Regions from separate parts of the Homo sapiens genome. Here region 2 is linked to region 1. A link is a loop called in an ENCODE intact Hi-C map of the cell type or tissue named here. Cell type or tissue: PC-9. All regions are shown on one strand. Links, peaks and the distances in the headings refer to the core of each region. The heading gives the core; the rest is flanking DNA.

Region 1 (9,055 bases), core at 527-8,526:
CCTGGACAGGAGAGGTGCCCCCGACACACAGTGTTTCCTACTAGCAAATGTGCTAAAATTAACTGAAGTTCCTCAAGTCCTGGCTAGGGAGGTAACACCGTCAGCAGAGCTCCCCGTTCCTTCCTCAGCACACTGCTTTCCTTGCTATCCCTGGGGCAAGTTGTCTTTGGCATCTTGAAGGATTTATACGTGTTGTGTCTTAAATGTGTAACTCATTAGTAATGAGCCAATAGTGGAAATTTCAGTGAACAGAGCTTTTTACTCCAGTAATTCCAGGTGTGAACCACAAATAGAAAGGTTCTTTTTGTGAATTTTTCCTCTACGGGCGCTAGCTATCTGGTGTTTGCACCCTGAGTCCTAGGAAAGCTAACACGGAAATAAAGCCTCCCAGTGTTTGTGTCTGTTATCTATAGGTCCTCCTAATATTGCCCTTCTAGGACAAAGGTGCCTTCCTTTCCAATAAGCTTTCTTCAGGGAGAACGCAGTGAAGGAGCCGGATCCTCTGAGACCAGTTCAGAGGCACCCCCTCTCCCACACAGCCTGGTGCAGCTGGGGCCGGCAGGCAGGAAGTTTGCCCCACGGGATAGCAGTTGCGGTCCTGCAGGCTCCCTAAGAATGGCATTTGGTCTCCTCAGAGAGGTTGTTAAAGTCATGTTAGACCTCTAAGGAATTTCCTCACTTACCCCAGGCTGACTCCAAGCCCCAGCACAAACTTTTCACTTTGGATCTCCTCCCCTCACCCACAATCCCTTTGGCCTGAGGTGATTTCCTGCCGTCTGGTCAAGACTGGCCCTGGTGCCCTCCCCTCTCCATTACCAGCCTCTCTCCTGTGTCCCATGCAGACCCACAGAGAGTCTTGCCTTCTGCTGACAAAACATTCCCATGCTCTGTGATCCTTCCTCTCCAGGGCTCTAGTCTCTTTCTGGATCTCTTCAAATCAATATTCCGCTTCCTAGAAAGCAGGAAGTTGGGCCAAAGCACAACAATATGGCTGCCGGTAGAGCGATGTGGCAGGAGAGAAAGTGACATGGGCTCAGAGGCACAGCCTGGGGAGCGCTGTTCCTCACTTGCCTCCTAATCTTGGGCAAATCTCTTACCTGCTTTGAGACTTTGTTTTTTCATCCTAAAAAAGATTATACTCTTATCCCAGGAGTAATTAAATATTCTATTCAAGGCATTCAGTACTGGGCTGGCAACAGGGTGCTTCTCGATATTAGTATTACTTGTTAACAGTGGCATTTATCGAAGTATCTCCTGAAGAAACTAATCTCATGATTCACTGTAGCAAATAGGGTTCAAAATTCAAATATGCTTGGGAAATTTGAACTGTGAACTGAAGCTTACACCAGGCCATATGGAGATTTATAATGATCACAGGTAGTTCTTCCCCTGGACAAGCTACTTAACTTCTCTGCCTCCATTTTCTCATTCATAACATGGGGGCTAATAACAGTTTCTTCCTCTTATTATTTTTGTGAGCACTAAATTAGGTGCCCTATATTAAATGTTTTGCAAAATGCCTGCTGTATCACATATGTGCAACAAATGTTAACAAGTAGTATTAGAATTAAGTAGTAGTATTACAATTAAGTAGTATTACAGTTTATAGTGCTATCACTATTTAATGATACTGAAAATTCCTAAAATTAAAAACAACAAATAACACCGTCTTTTTAATGTTGCTGAACTGTTGCAATGTTGCAAACTTTATTTGGCCAGGGATCTCTTTTCTGGTGACCAGTGGGAAACACTAGCTAAAGAATTAAACCTTTGAGAGATATTTGGTTTGGAACAGAAAGCACCTGAAGATATTGTGTCTTGATCCAAATAACTTTTCAGCCTCTAGGATTTCCCCCGAACTCTTATTGGCATAATGGTTCATGCTGTCGGAGAAGAAATGTTGAAGATGGTGCAGTAGTGTCTGACTTGTGGGCTTCAGTGTCCAGACAAGAGAGCATCCTAGCAGAGACCCAAGAACATGGATCTAATGCTCAGATGGAACAGAGTCTAAATCCTCACTGAGTATTCTTTATTATTTTGGAGGAAGGAATAAAGAGAAATTTTCTAATCTCACTAAACTTCAGTGTTCTCATCTACAACATTAAAAATAATTGTACCTACCTCATAGGATGGTTATATAGTATAGTAAATGTCATGTAAATTAACCTCAATAAAGTCTGTCTCCTAGTTATTATCACAATGTATTAGTCTGTTCTCATGCTGCTAATAAAGACATACCCAAGACTGGGCAACTTATAAAGGAAAGAGGTTTAATGGACTCACACTTCCACATGGCTGGGGAGGCCTCACAATCATGGTGGAAGGCAAGGAGGAGCAAAGCCACGTCTTACGTGGCAGTAGGAAAAAGCTTGTGCAGGGGAACTCCCATTTATAAAACCATCAGAACTCATGAGACTTATTCATCACCATGAGAACAGTATGGGGGAAACTGCCCCCATGATTCAGTTATCTCCACCTGGCCCTGCCCTTGACACATGTGAATTATTACAATTCAAGGTGAGATTTGGGTGGGGACACAGCCAAACCCTATTGCATTATATCATTAGAATCTTTGTTATTATTATTCCAGATTCTCTGCCTGACTGGTATGTGACCTTTCACATCATACACTTGTATGTCTGGAAATTCCTTACAGACTTTTCAGGGTTGAAAGAGAAAATGGACGTGAAAAGTGTGGCCTTGGAAAACACTCACTGGGTAGAACTCCATTCCTTCCCCTGGCTTGCAGGACAGCCAATGTATTTCATTTTTTACTGTGCCTCATTGCTTCTTATATGGAGACATTGCTTTGACCAGACTATAAATCTTGAAAAACAGATTGAATATTTCCTCCCCTTGCTCTACCGTTCTCTAAGTACCTGGAATATGCTGAGCTTATAGGAGAGTATCAGATTCACTGCATGAAAGGAATAATGGAAAGTCAGGTATTAAACCTGACCAGTGTGGGAGAAAGTTTCAAACTACCATCTTTCTAGAACCTTCAAATTAAAACCAAAGAGAAAAACACATTAAGAAACTCTTGTCTGGCTTTGTGTCCCAGAAACAGGCACCATCTGTTCTGTGGAAAAGGGCAAATTTAACTCTTGGCATGCTTTATTCTTTCTGAATTAAAGTATTCTTTTTTGGGGGGCGGGGGGTGGCCTGTGGGGAGACAGTCTTGCTTTGTCACCCAGGTTGGAGTGCAGTGGCACAATCTCAGCTCACTGCAACCGCTGTCTCCCAGGTTCAAGTAATTCTCCTGCATCAGCCTCCCAAGTAGCTGGGACTACAGGCGTGCACCACTGTGCTCGGCTAATTTTTTGAATTTTTTTGGTAGAAACTGGGCACCATGTTGGCCAGGCTGGTCTCCAACTCCTGACCTCAGTTGATCCACCCAGCTCAGACTCCCAAACTTCCGGGATTACAGGTGTGAGACACCATGCATGGCCCTAAGTTAAATTATTCTTATGTGAGGTGTGCCTTAAATTCAACCTCAGAGTCCTCAACTTGAGGAAGCAAAATCCTATGGGTAATTTTTAACTGTTATTTTTAATTGGCATATAATAATTTTACATATTTATAGAGTATAGCGTGATATTTTGATACATGTATACAATGTGTAATGATAAAAATCAGGGTAATTAGCACTCCATCCCCTCAAATATTTATCATTTCTTTGTGTTGGGAACATTCAAAACCCTCTCTTCTAGCAATTTCCTATGTGTATTTTGTCTTGCAGAATCTGATCCTCCCAGAATTGGTCTGCCAGTTTCCAGGTCCTAAATAGCTCCCAGAACACTGCAGAATGGCTAACAGCAGTCCCCTAGTGTAGAAGTCAATGTCACCTACTTTGTTCTGAAGATTGTGTACTAAGGTAATTAAATGAAAAAGGAAACTTCTCATCTCTGGATGTCTTATGATCTCAAAATTCTACCTTATATAACTATTCAGAAGGCAGGAATAAGCGTCATAGGATGGCCATAACATGCAAACAATTTTATATTAGTTACATTTTCATTTATACTCTCTTTATTGTAAAAGTTGAGAAAATAACAAAATTAGCCATAGAAGTATATCTCCTTTGGGGAAAACTAAATTAACATGTAGTTTATTATTAGATAAATTCACTTTGTTGAACAATCTGATTCATTTTTTAAAAAATAAAATATAGTAGGTAGTTGTCTGCTTCTTTAGTCAGTAGTCAGTGCATTCCTGGAAAACAAGGGCTTTACCTTCTAGTGTAATAAACTTCCTTTAAGCATACTTAAAATATAGAAATTAATGTGCGCAGCTTTCATTGCCTAACCCATCTATTTCATGAGAAGGACCATATCTGAATTCTTGAAGACAGATAATATAATGCGAAGCTTCCTATTTATTTAAAAAATCAATGGTGCCAATGTGTTTCCATTATGCCAGACACTTGCCAAGCATTCAGTTTCTTGAGACTGAAAATTTTAATTTAGCAGCGTTTCTTACAAATGGACATGAATAATGAATTTGGGTGCATTTTATTGTTTGTTTAGTTGTTTCAGTTTGAAGTGAATAGAAATATGTGGCCATGTCACTTTTTTCAATATATTCCACGAATGTACACAAGACACTGTGAAGGAAACACTGTTTGGGTCCAAAAGCAATACTTCCTAACAAATTTCCTTTAAAAAGCTGTAGTAAGATAACATTTCTTGTCTTTATTATGTAATAATAATAGTAAATCCCATTAGTATTGCATTTGAGATTCCTATGCAGATCTTCAAATGTCCACCCAACCATATGGCAATATTGAAGTCCTTCTTTTAAGTCTTACTTTGGGTTGTTTTAGGAAAGAATTTACGACTCTCTTTGCAAAGTGCCAGATCTACCAGAAGAGGGCACTGTGCTCCTAATTCACTCCGAAAGAAGCAAACATTCTCACTTTGAGAAACAGCTCTGTGTCCTGTCTTATCCCAGAAGATTCCAGGGGCTGAAAAAGGAATGTTTACACCAAGCATCTATTGCATTTGGATGGAGATGAAACGGGGAAGTCGTAATGAGTTCAATAGTTCCAAAGGCAAGAAAACAAAGGTGACAACTATTTACTGGTTTGTCACCACTTCGAGTCATTTTTCGTCCATGCCACACGGTGGCGCCTCTTCATCAATTATAGCTGCGCTGCCGCAGGGAACCCGCAGACAACTTCGGTCCCAAAACCTGGAGTTGACAATCAGCACTGTCACTTTGAAAGTATATATATATATATATTTTACATAAGCAGAAGCTTTATGGAGAAATTTTGTAACAGCTTAGTTTTCTTTTTTTCCCTCTACTTATAAAAATTTTCTTCTTTTAGAGAATGTTTTCCTGTTAGAGATGATCAAGTGTTGGTTCAACGAAACAGAGAGCTATTTTCTTTGTATCTGGGGGATTTTCACCGGTCCCTGAGCAGAGTCTCCATTCAATGTAGAGAATTCTCAGCTGCACCTTGTCACTTGTTTCCACTACTAGGTTAAAATTCTCTCAGCAAAACTAAAGGAAAGCTTTATTTTAAGCAATCCATCCATAACAATCCACCTGTCCAAGCCATGAAAAAGATAAATTTTTAAGGAATATAATTGTATTACTCATGTTGCAGTTAGGTTTTCAATTATGAAGAGCTTAGCTGGATAATTTTCTAACTCATAATACTGGCTCTCAATTTGCATTTTGACTTGTACAGTCTCGTGAGCTTGAGACATTTCTGGGCTGTACTGCAGAAACTGGAGCCGCGGTCTCTCTTTGTCACATTAGAGTGCTGCACTTTCTAGAAAGACAAAAGAAGAGAGCAGCCTGGGCGTCAGTGGGCTTATGTAAGGAATGCATACTGATACGATGTCACAATAAAACTACTGATGAGGGCTGGGCGCGGTGGCTCATGACTGTAATCCCAGCGCTTTGGGAGGCCCAGGTGGGTGGATCACCTGACATCAAGAGTTCAAGACCAGCCTGGGCAACATGGCAAAACCCTGTCTCTACTAAAAATGCAGAAATTAGCCAGGCATGGTGGCATGCCCCTGTAATCCCAGCTACTTGGGAGGCTGAGGCAGGAGAATCACTTGAACCCGGGAGGCGGAGGTTGCAGTGAGCCGAGATTATGCCACTGCACTCCAGCCTGGACAACAAGAGTGAAACTCCATCTCAAAAACAAACAAACAAACAAACAAACAAAACAGACTACTGATGAGTATCTTTTTTTTTTTTTTGAGACGGAGTCTCACTCTGTTGCCCAGGCTGGAGTGCAGTGGTGCGATCTTGGCTCACTGCAAGCTCTGCCTCCTGGGTTCACGCCATTCTCCTGCCTCAGCCTCCCAAGTAACTGGGACTGCAGGTGCCTGCCACCATGCCCGGCTGATGAGTATCTTTAAAAACCCACCACATTGGTTAGTTAATCATTTGGGAATGCTCTAGGTTCATCCTCTACTCTCATGCTTCAATGGGTATGAGGTGGGGACTGGGAATATTTATTTTTACAAAATACGCCAGGTAATTCTCCCTCACTTCCAGGTTTTGGGGTCACTGAAATGGAAAATACGGTAAAAGAACAGATGAGAGATAAGAAGAACTTGAGTTAAACCTCTAACAGTGAGTATGGCAGGAAGCATTTAAGACACAGGGACAGATAGATTGTGAGGACTGGATAAATGAATGAAATCTATGATAATTCCAAGTTTATGGCTATGTGAATGAGAACACTGTGGTGCCAATTCACTAAAGCAGGAAATAGATAAGAACAAAGAATTATAGAGTAAGATGAGTTCTGTTGGGGATATAATACATTTGAAATGAATGCATAACTCCAAGTTGCTATGTCTAGTCCAGTTTGGAGGCCAGGAATTATCAAGATACAAATAATGTTGAACCCTCAGGAGAAAATGAAATGCTGAAGAGCACTGACATTTAAGCCTGGAAGCTGCTGAATTGCAAAAAACATATTTATGGCCAGCTCAGAATTGTTTAAGTTAAAAAATATATTGAAGCCTCTACTTGAGACTTGTATTCTCCCATTTGGCTAAGGATTCCTTTATTTCAAATTTTCTTAAAATCAACAAGAATGCTTGCTCACATCACCTTCTTGGCCACCACAGTTACTGAGTTTGCCAGCCCAGATATAAGGAGTGGACAGGGTTTGAGAAAAACTGAAAGATTGGGAAACAATGATGAGAGACAACATAACCAGGAGAGAAAAGTATGAAGCAGAAAGAAGTTTGCAGCAATCATTCTGTTGAATGCAACAGAGAAGGTCAATGAGATTGGTCTCAGAAGCAATTTGACTTTTCTTCTAATAATTCATGAAGGAGATGCATTTTTTCAACAAATGTCTGTTGAGCACCTTCTCTGAACCTGGTAGTATGTTAGGACCGAGTGAGACGACAATAAACAAGATAGATGTAATTGATGTCTTCGTAAAATTTATAGGCCAGAGGCCATAGAAAATATAGAGGGGATACAGAGAGATGAAACCTATGAAAAATGTGAGTGCCTGATGCTATCAGGGAAGAGGAAGAGTGCCCGGGACAGTCTCCTTGAGAAAAGGACATCTGCTGGCCATTTCTGCTTGGGTATCCGGCTTCCTATGGCTAGGACCAATCTGGCTTAGCCTTTGGCTTTCTGCTCTTCTTTGGCTCTGCACATTCTCCTGGTCTTAGAGTTGCTTTTAAACCAGGCCCCGTCAAATGGGTGGAATCTTTGTATTCCTGCCATGGGCCCAAGGAACCCCATTAACCAGGTAGATAAACTTTTCCCTACATTTATGAAAAGAGGAAAAATTTAAGTGGAAACCAAGTCATTTCAGATATTAGGCCATATGAGCTTTTTGACACGTAAGCTTATCAGTTTCATGAATGTTAATTTAGAATGCTACACATTGGCACCTAGAAGTCTGAAATGAGGAGACAGAGCTGAGATTATGGGAAAGTCAAGGCTGCTAGGATTTGCAGGAAGAGTATGAGAGAGGAGAGAGACGCACGGAGAGAAAATTCCAGGAGTTTTCCCCATTAAGTATTCAGTTGACTACGAATCATTTCATGCGGAAGCCAGGGAGAAAACCACTTGAAAGGACTAGAGGGAACAGTGCCTGGAGGTCACACAAGCTGGGAATAATGCTAGCGCCTGTTCACAACAGCCAGAGTGGAAATCTCACAATTTATCAGGTAGAATACTGAGACGAATTTTGCTTCAGTAGTGGGAAACAATCAACCCTAGACTAAATGCTGCGATTTTCACCAACAAAGCATAAAAGCAGATTTGAGGATTAAACCTTTTCCAAGTAACTTAGGAGTGTTCCAGAATAAAGTTCAAGAATATTTATATTAATATAAAAACATCTGGCAACCAACATGGTAAATCTTTAAATATCTGGCATTCAGTCAAAAATTACTGCAAATAATTTTTGCAAAGAAGCAGGAAAATAGAGTCCATAATGAGAGAAAAAAAGTCAGTCAGTTGAAACTGACCTAAAGATGTCAAGGTGATCGAATTAGTAGACAAGGGCATTATAATAGTTATTATAACCATATTTCATATGTTAAAGACACTAGCAGAAAGATTGGGCCTGGGTAAGAGAAACACAGACGATATTGAAAAATTCAGTTAAAATTTCTAAAGATAAAAATTACAATGCTTTTGATGAAAAACAAGCTGGATGGGGATATTTCCTGGTGAAAAGATTGAATTTAAAGGCAGCTATAAAGACTATGCAAAACGAAACTCAGTGAGAAAAAAGACAAAGAAAACAAATAAATAAAAAATCAATTAACTATGAAACAATGTCAAGGTGCCAAATGTATTAATTGGAATCTCTGAAGGAGAAGGATAGGGTTAGAAAAACAATTTGAAAAAAATCATAGCTGAAATTTTCCAAATATAATGAAAAACCATAAAACCAAGATCTGGGAACCTCGAGCACAAGAAACATGAAAAAAGTTACAACAGAGCATATCATAATCCAATTGTTTGATACTAATGGTCAATAGAAAGCAGAGAAAATACCCATTACATGCAAAAGAATAAAGATAATGATAACAAAATATTTTTATCAGAA
Region 2 (9,055 bases), core at 577-8,576, 540 kb after region 1:
AGCCTAGAATTTGGAGAGAGAGGTTGTGTTTTTAATAGATTGCAGTCTATGAAAGGACAGTGAGTAGACTTGCTGGGCAGGTTAGTAGAAAGTACACAGTTGGGCCAGGATCATATCTTGCATGTGGGACAAGTGTTATGATACCCAGGAATGCTTGTGGACATTCGTTTGACTTCTTTGGTTGGAGACGGAGTTTCACTCTTGTTGCCCAGGCTGGAGTGCAATGGCGCAATCTTGGCTCACTGCAACCTCTTTGTCCTGGGTTCGAGCGATTCTCGTGCCTCAGCCTCCCAAGCAGCTAGGATTACAGATGCCTGGCAATTTTTTTGTGTTTTTAGTAGAGATGGGGTTTCACCATATTTGGCCAGGATGGTCTAGAACTTAGACAGCAGGTGATCCACCAGCTTCAGCCTTCCAAAGTGCTGGGATTACAAGTGTGAGCCACCATTCCTGGCCTTTTGTGCAGGAGCGAGAGGGGCTTGAATGCACCCCAGTCCCTAGAAATCGCAGTGAGAGAAGCCATGGCTGGTGTTTGGTGTATTTTAAACTTGGATAAAGGTACCGTTAAAAGAATGTTGTGAGGCCATATACTTGGCCAATCCTGGTTTTGAAGACTATACCAAGGTTTTTCTTTGCGTCTTAAACCTTGATTGAGAATCTCCGAGTAGGGTCTCCCGTACTGGTTGGTTTGGTAGTTATAGCTAAAGCTGGTTGACCTTAGCATGGTAGTGACATTGAGTACCCTCATGGAAAGCAAGGAGCTCTGAGAGATTTTTTCTGAAGTGTGTATAACCTGGAACTGTGTGTTAACATTGAAATTGTCAACCTCATGTACTCTGGCTTTTCTGAGGAAAGTTCACTTTGAATTCTAGTTTCCTTGTATGACCAATCTATGTAGACATTTTTGAGTGCCTGTTGCATATTTTTTGGTGGAGATGGGGTTTCACCACATTGTCCAGGCTCAGATTTTTTTGTTTTGTTTTGGTGTTTCCATGTCCACTGTCATCTCAGCTGCAAAACACCAAAGTCAGAAGGAATGTTAATCTCCCAAGTTTTTTTGTTGTTTTTGTTTTGTTTTTTGAGACAGTCTTCACTCTGTCACCCAGGCTGGAGTGCAGTGGCACGATTTCAACTCATTGCAACCTCTGCCTCCAGAGTAGCTGGGATTACAGGCGCATGCCACCATGCCCAGCTAATTTTTGTATTTTTAGCAGAGATGGGGTTTCACCATGTTGGCCAGGCTGGTCTGGAGCTCCTGACCTCAGGTGTTGGATTGGCCTCCCAAAGTGCTGGGATTACAGGAATGAGCCACTGTACCTGGCCCCAAATCTAACCTTGAACTCTGCATCTTCCCTTACTGTTGCTCTGTGTTTGCTCCAAGTCATTAAAATGTCTCCATCCTCAGACTTTGTCGGTTTTCTGGCTGTTGTCCTCCAGCAGCTTCTGGTCAAATGCAGTGGCTCAATCACAGCCTTTTCCTGACCTCCAGGATTTTAAGTACTGTTGTGTTAGCATTTTGACCTTTACCACATTTCAGTTCTTTCTCTTATTCTGCCTGTGCTTTCAATTGTAATAGTTTCCAGAGTTCAGGTGAGCATGTTTGCTTCTCTGCAGCCTTCCTGAGACATTCTCCCACTCCCACAGCTTCCCCTGATTCCCAAGTCTATTTTGTTTTCTTTGATCAACTCTAAGCTGTACCAGACAATTTCCCAAGGAAGACCCACTTGCTCTTCAAATTTTGCGTGCCTTGAAGTGAACTTTACCATCACTAACATGTTTTTGTTAGAGGAAAAGAAAGCTGACTGTGTGGTATGCACCATACTGCATTCATTATCACTTGTTACTGCGTACCACTTTCCCAAGCCAAAGGCCTTGGCATCCTCAACTCCTACCTGCGCTGTATAGGTCTTACTACTGTCAGTCTCATCCAGATGATTTTCAAGACATGAGTCACTCCACTCCAGTTACTCATCCAGACTTCTGAGTTACAGTTATTGAAAAGTGATCATGTCCATCTCTTCATAACTTTGGTTTGTTCTGTTTGAAGTACCTCTACTTTTCTCCATCTAGATATCTCCTACTCATTCTTCAAAACTCAGTGCAAATGTAATGTCGGCTTCAGAGTGTGATTTGCCTGTGTAGCTTATATGGAATTCACTGGGGAGCCCACTGAAGCAAAAGTGCCAGGACAGAAGCAGATGTCTTCATTGTTTTATGGGGGAAAATTGTTTTATGACATTGGTTGCTGTGTGTGCTCAGAATCTTGTTGAGGACATCCCTCATGAACCCAAAAGGAGAGCTGTTTGAGCCTAGCACTTGATGTTTTCTTGCACCCATGGACAATGAGACTTGTGACTGCCTGTTTTCTTTGGCTGTAAGAGCCTCCAAATGAAAGACTCAATTTTCTTTCTGTTCTTTATTCTTTTTTTTTTTTTTTTTTTGCCTCATTGTGATTTTATTAGCGTATTCTATGTATTTCTGATAAACCACTTTAAATGCTTTAAAAAATGAATGAGAGGCCAAGCGCGATGGCTCACCCCTTAATCCCAGCACTTTGGGAGGCCAAGGCGGGCGGCTCACGAGATCAGGGAGTTTGAGACCAGCCTGGCCAACAGGGTGAAACCCTGTCTCTACTAAATACAAAAAATAGCTGGGTGTGGTGGTGGGTGCCTGTAATCCCAGCTACTCGGGAGGCTGAGGCAGGAGAATCATTTGAACCCCGGGACGTGGAGGTTGCAGTGAGACAAGATCGCGCCATTGCACTCCAGCCTGGGAGACAGGGCAAGACTCCATCTCAAAAAAAAAAAAAAACATCTAAAGAGAAATTGTAAAAAGGCTGTATTAGACTGCTGTTATAAACAAGTACTGTCAGTCTTTAACTGGATTGTTGAGGCAACAGAAGCATTACATAGACAGCTTATAAACCGTAGGAAAGTGTGGAAACATCTGCTAGGCTTACTGAGGACTAGCCCTTAATGGAGTTTGAATTTCTTTTTTTAAATGAGTTCGTTATTTAAAGAGTTGTGCTCAAGGACTATGTTAATCACAAGTACTCCTGAGAGCCACTGAGAGAGAAGAGACTATGTAGTCAAGGAATAAGGTCAGTAGCCATCACCACTCCAGGAAAAGGATGGGACAGGCTGATGGCAGAGAAGGGTACAGCATTGTCCTCCCAGCCAGGCATTTTCAGAAAGGTCAATCCATGTGCTAGAAGAACAACTTCAGCAGTAAGTCCTAGCAAAAGAGATGGCGTGGTTAAGGAGGTGACCTGGGGAGAGGCCACCAGACTCACTCAGGGCACCAGTCTGACTCACTGCTGGTGGCTTGGGATATAGAAGTATCGACACATCAGAATGTTCAGAAGGATTGGGACCAAGCCGATCCCAGGCAAAAATAAATCATGAGTTCCTTTTTGAAAACATGTTTTGACACTTCAAATATAACAGTACATCTCAATTCAAATTGCTTTATCATAAGTGAGATGTTTCAGCCAGCTCTTTTCCCAGAGTTTACAGATCATAATCTTAGTGTGTTGATAAGTTGTATTCAAATCTGGCTTTTGCTTGGGAAGGCTTACAAATACTGGGGAGGAGGATGAATCTTCCTCCTAAGGATTCTTCACCTATGTTGATGGGCAGTTTTCTAAGCTCTTCCCTACTTTGTGTAAAACATTCCTCAGAGTATTTTTTCTCCCCTTTTCCTCCTCCTCTTTCTTCCTTTCTTTTTTTTTTTTTTTGCTAAATGTTCAGTGACGGTCTTCATCACCACACTTTTAATTTGGCTTCCACAGTACCTTAGTTTTTGGAAGGAAATGTGCCAGAGAAGAGACAGAAGTGTCTTTTTGTTGTATTTTTCCATCTCTTTTGAGTTCGTTTTTTAAATATGAATTAACCAAACTGAGTGACAAAGATTGTGAAGATAGAAACCCTGGTGATCCTCCTGAGACCCTACCAATCAGTGAGGTTCTATTTGCCTTTCACTTTTTGATGATAAAGGGAGAGAAAAAAATTTTTGGTTTTTTTTTTGGTTTGTTTTTTGTTTTTTTTGAGACAGTCTCGCTGTGTCACCCAGGCTGGATTGCAGTGGCACAATCTCGGCTCACTGCAGCCTCCGCCTCCCGGGTTCAAGTGATTCTGCCTCAGCTTCCCAAGTAACTGGGACTACAGGCATGCGCCACCATGCCTGGCTAATTTTTGTATTTTTAGTAGAGACGGGGTTTCACCATATTGGCCAGGCTGGTCTCAAACTCCTGACCTCGTGATCCGCCTGCCTCGGCCTCCCAAAGTGCTGAGATTACAGGTGTGAGCCACTGTACCCAGCCAGGGAGAGAAAAAATCGTAAAGCATCAATTCAGAATGTTTTAGTTTAGAAAACCTTTATTAGGCCAATTTCAAATAAAAGAATAGGCATAGCTGTAAGTATATTCATCACAGAGCTACAATACTTTGTGTTGATGGAGAATTGAATAAAATATATGTTTACTTAATGGGATATTAGGGTGCCACTGAAATAGTATAGAAGGGCATTTGTTAATATACATGTTTTGAAAAGTAGTTGAACGTACAATAGGATAGCATTTTCTAGAAAAAGAAAAGGAGGAAATACTAAAATAATATAGAATATAAAGGGGCCGAGAGTGGTGGCTCATGCCTGTAATCCTAGCACTTTGGGAGGCCAAGGTGGGCGCGGATCACCTGAGGTCAGGAGTTCAAGACCAGCCTGGCCAACATGGTGAAACCCCATCTCTACCAAAAATACAAAAATTAGCTAGGCATGGTGGCAGGCGCCTGTAATCCCAGCTACTCGGGAGGCTGAGGTGGGAGAATCTCTTGAACCCAGGAGGCAGAGGTTGCAGTGAGCCAAGATCGCACATTGCGCTCCAGCCTGGGCAACAGAGGGAGACTCAGTCTCAAAAAAAAAAAAAAAAAAAAAAAAAAAAAAAAAAAAAAAAGAATATAAAGGTACATGCTGGCAGAGAAGACAGGTTGGAAGGGTATACATCAAGGTGTTAATGTTTCTAGGAAGGTTTTCCATTTGCTTGTTTTCTTTTTCCTCTAATCAACATGTATTGCTTTTGAAGTAAAATATTTATTTTTATTTTTTAAAGGAAAGTTTACTTGGAAGAAACCCAAGCAGGCACTGAGAAAGAAGGCCAAATGCCAATAAAACATTTTAAATTAAATGAAATAAAGATACAGTACATTCTTGGGGTTAATTTTGAGTGCCATTAATAATCTTTTTAAAAATTTATGTTTTGTGAATCAAGTGAGTTTATATACTTGTCTGTACTTTAAGTTGTAAAAACAAAACTGCTTAAAACGAATGAATTCATGCCTAGCCAGCAGAGGGCAGTAAGAAACTGATGCCAGCTGAGGGACAGGTCAGTGAAAAACAGGAAGACAAGGTAAGAAGCAGGGACTATAGCAGGTTCACCCTAGGAAAAGATTCTTATCGCATTCTGTGAAGATTTTGAGAATTCTGTTTGTAGGAATAGAGATTATAGGATATTGTTGAGCTTAGTTTACTATTTCTGGTTGCATTTATTTGCTTTTTACAAACTGTTATCCATCATTTGGATTGAGTTTAATGAAAGCTTCCAATAATAATAACAATACCAAATTAGCCTTGCTCTTAGACCATTTACATTTAAACTTTTTAAATACTAAAGGACATTGGCATTAATTTTCTAACTCACATAACATTATTTCAATTAGTTGTAATTTTAAGTAGTTAAGTAGTTCAAGTTTTTTTTTTTTTTTTTTTTTTTTTTTTTTTTTGAGACAGAGTATCGCTTTGTTGCCCAGGCTGGAGTACTGTGGTGCGATCTCGGCTCACTGCAAGCTCCGCCTCGCGGGTTCACGCCATTCTCCTGCCTCAGTCTCCCGAGTAGCTGGGACTACAGGCGCCCGCCACCACGCCCGGCTAATTTTTTTTGTATTTTTAGTAGAGACGGGGTTTCACCGTGTTAGCCAGGATGGTCGCGATCTCCTGACCTCATGATCTGCCTGCCTCGGCCTCCCAAAGTGCTGGGATTACAGCCGTGAGCCACTGCGCCCGGCCAGTTTAAGTTTTATAAATGATATCAATTAGAATTCTGTAACCACCAGTGGACACTGGCTGTTTTTTATCTTTCTTCCAAGGTTACTAATTTTGCTCAATTGCAATATATATGTGTGAAATACAAATAAATTATAAAAATTTAAACCGTTGATTTTCAATGTTTTCTCCACCATACTGAGAATATGCCTAGAACTACCCGAAGAACAAGTTTCCAGAGAAAGCCTATTCTGGAAAATGGGCATAATTTGGAGATGATCAAGGCAAGGGGTATACTTTGGAGATTAAATTCTCCACACCATAGCTCCATGGAAGCATCATCTATGTTCTGAGCCTTTATCTCCCGTGCCTAGGACAGTGCGTGGTGTAGTAGGAACTCAGATATTTCAATTGTTTGTTTGTGGGCTTTCTTTTCAGTCTTAAACTCCTCAGCCTTTTTTCACCCTCTATTTTTTAAGGTTCCTTTTCCTCTGGCAACGAAAGTAAGTCTCTAGGTTGGGCTGCTTTGAGTCGAGTGTGGAGCCAAGCTGTCTCAACTTCCTTTCTCTCCAGCTCCACTCTAGGGAGCAGGGCATAGAAACATATCCTATCACAATATGGAGTACATGGCTCTAAGAAGCTGAAAAAATACGTTTAAAGGCCATTGTGAGACCTGGGAACAGTAAAAAGCATGTGAATTCAGAGAAACTATTTTTACATTGCAATAAGTTCTTTTTTGAAGCTTATTTATCGAGACATATGCCAACAGCACGGAATTATATGAGTGATGTGAATTAAACCTTACACAAATGTAGTATTTGTCTTTTTATTTTTCCTTCTCTCAACTACCCCCAACTAAAATTTACAAATGGATATAAAAATCCTGTTTGTACTTGGTTGGCTCGTTAGAGAAATACCGAGTCAAAGGTCTGTGATATTTCACAGTGCTGCCCCCAGGTGAAAAGAAGCAAAATGCACATTAAAAAAAAATAAATATGAGATCCATAAGGGGAAAATAAAATATTAGCATATAAAATGCTACAAATTAAAAAGCCTGCCTTCTCCTGTAGATTTGAAGCTGGATAAACTTGATGGATTCTAGGAGTCAGCAGATGTTTTGCTAAATGGGTACATGTTGTGTCTTGCAGGGAGGTACTTAGCCCCACGAGGGTCGTAACGTGATGCAGCTATGCCACTCTTTCAGGAGGAAATACACATATAATTTAAGAAGAAATTAAAACCTTTTCTACATTTCCCCACAAGCTTCATTTTGAAATAAAATTATCCTTTTCAAAATATTATATTCCAAATTTCTATCATGTGAAGACTCTAGAAAAGTTTACTCTAAAATAATGAAAATGATAACATAATGTGAACGATGCTAAAGTGCAAAAGCAGAATTCAGAGTTGTATGTGAAGAGGAAATGATATACAATAAATCTGTTAGATTTTTTAGTAGCATCATCAAGGCATAAAAGGCGGACTTGTCATATTAACTTTGTTGTTGCCTAGTGTTGTCTCGTGAAGTGAGTCTCATTCAAAGTATTTTGGGTTGCACTGCTGCCTTCTGGAAATGCTCGGTATAGAATACAGGACAGATGAAGTTTAACAGTCACTTTGGTTTGACACTACTGTGTTGGGTTGCAGTAAAAATAAAACCGATAAGAAGTGAGCTGGTCTTCAAATAAACTTCTATATTGCAGTAAAACTGCGAAGGTGTTTCTCCTGTCATAGCAATGGGCAACAACACGACCTTTTGTGAGTCAGAAACCTGCCTGGCCAATGAATCCAATACATCCCAGTACGGGACACTTTTAAAGTCCGTGTTCAAAGTTTATTTGCAGCAAATGGAGGTAATGCTTTAAAAGCAGAAGTATTAGGCTGGGTGCAGTGGCTCATGCCTGTAATCCCAGCACTTTGGGAGGCTGAGGCGGTGGGCAGATCACCTGAGGTCAGGAGTTCAAGACCAGCCTGGCCAGCATGATTAAACCCTGTGTCTACTAAAAATACAAAAATTAGCCAGGCACGGTGGCACATGCCTGTATCCCAGCTATTCAGGAGGCTGAGGTGGGAGGATCACTTGAACCTGACAGGCAGAGGTTGCACTGCAGCCTGGGTGACAGAATGAGACTCCATCTCCAAAAAAAAAAAAAAAAAAAAGCTGTATTTCTTGCTGGTGTTGGGGAGGAGGCAGTGGGAAAAAGAGACAGAGAAAGTGAGGGAGGGATGGAGAGGGAGGGAGACAGAGGGAGAGAAAAATGTTCAGGTCACTATAAATTAGTACAGAGGATTCTTGTTATTTTTTTTGCCCCACGCTGGTGATTTTCTCAAGTTAAAAAATGAAAACAAAATGCCAGCATTCACTTTTTATTTTGGAAATTCAGCTTGATGCAATCGTTAGTTGAAAATAAATATAAATAGGCCGGGTGCGGTGGCTCATGCCTGTAATCCTAGCACTTTGGGAGGCTGAAGCGGATGGATCACGAGGTCAAGAGATCGAGACCATCTTGGCCAACATGGTGAAACCCCATCTTTAATAAAAAGACAAAAATTAGCTAGGCGTGGTGGCGGGTGCCTGTAGTCCCAGCTACTCAGGAGACTGAGGCAGGAGAATCACTTGAACCCGGGAGGCGGAGGTTGCAGTGAGCCGAGATTGTGCCACTGCACTCCAGCCTGGCCACAGAGCGAGACTCTGTTTCGAAAAAAAAAAAAAGAAAATGTAAATAAACTGAATATTATCTGACTGATTCCACTTTCACTGCATTGGATAGAACTGAGTAACTGTTTTCTCTGGAGATCACAGAAAGTCTCAATTGAAATAGCATTTTATTGAAGTGAAAAGAACTTACAATCATTGTCAGTTCACGGATTTGTACTTGTGCTGAAAATCTTTAAGGCAGCAAATAAAATGTTCCTCTACCTGTGCACTTTAACTCTATTCTCCTACTAAGACATTCTAATTTGAAAATTAGGGCCGGGCGCGGTGGCTCACGCCTGTAATCCCAGCACTTTGGGAGGC

Evidence for each region. Hi-C counts contacts between places; a loop is a spot of excess contacts. Peaks named below come from ENCODE experiments on the same cell type or tissue, not always from the same donor. Only the 100,000 strongest peaks of a DNase experiment are listed, where the experiment ranks them.
Region 2: a loop joins it to region 1, with 13 times the contacts of the local background. A loop is called at or near these places in 2 of 110 quality-filtered maps.

Annotation. Positions count from the first base shown.
Region 1 is chr6:132,274,828-132,283,882 of GRCh38, forward strand. No RefSeq gene overlaps it. Among named protein-coding and RNA genes, the nearest start is that of MOXD1, 120 kb to the right of the region's middle. In PC-9, for the core only: CTCF peaks have their summits at 4,972 and 5,193; a DNase peak (open chromatin) is centred at 4,944; H3K4me3 peaks cover 418 bases.
Region 2 is chr6:132,817,810-132,826,864 of GRCh38, forward strand. No RefSeq gene overlaps it. Among named protein-coding and RNA genes, the nearest start is that of SNORA33, 5.1 kb to the left of the region's middle. RefSeq lists enhancers at 1,690-1,739, 3,009-3,078. In PC-9, for the core only: CTCF peaks have their summits at 5,339 (motif pointing right) and 5,546; DNase peaks (open chromatin) are centred at 952, 1,922, 3,299, 5,362 and 2 weaker places; H3K4me3 peaks cover 304 bases; H3K27ac peaks cover 3,318 bases.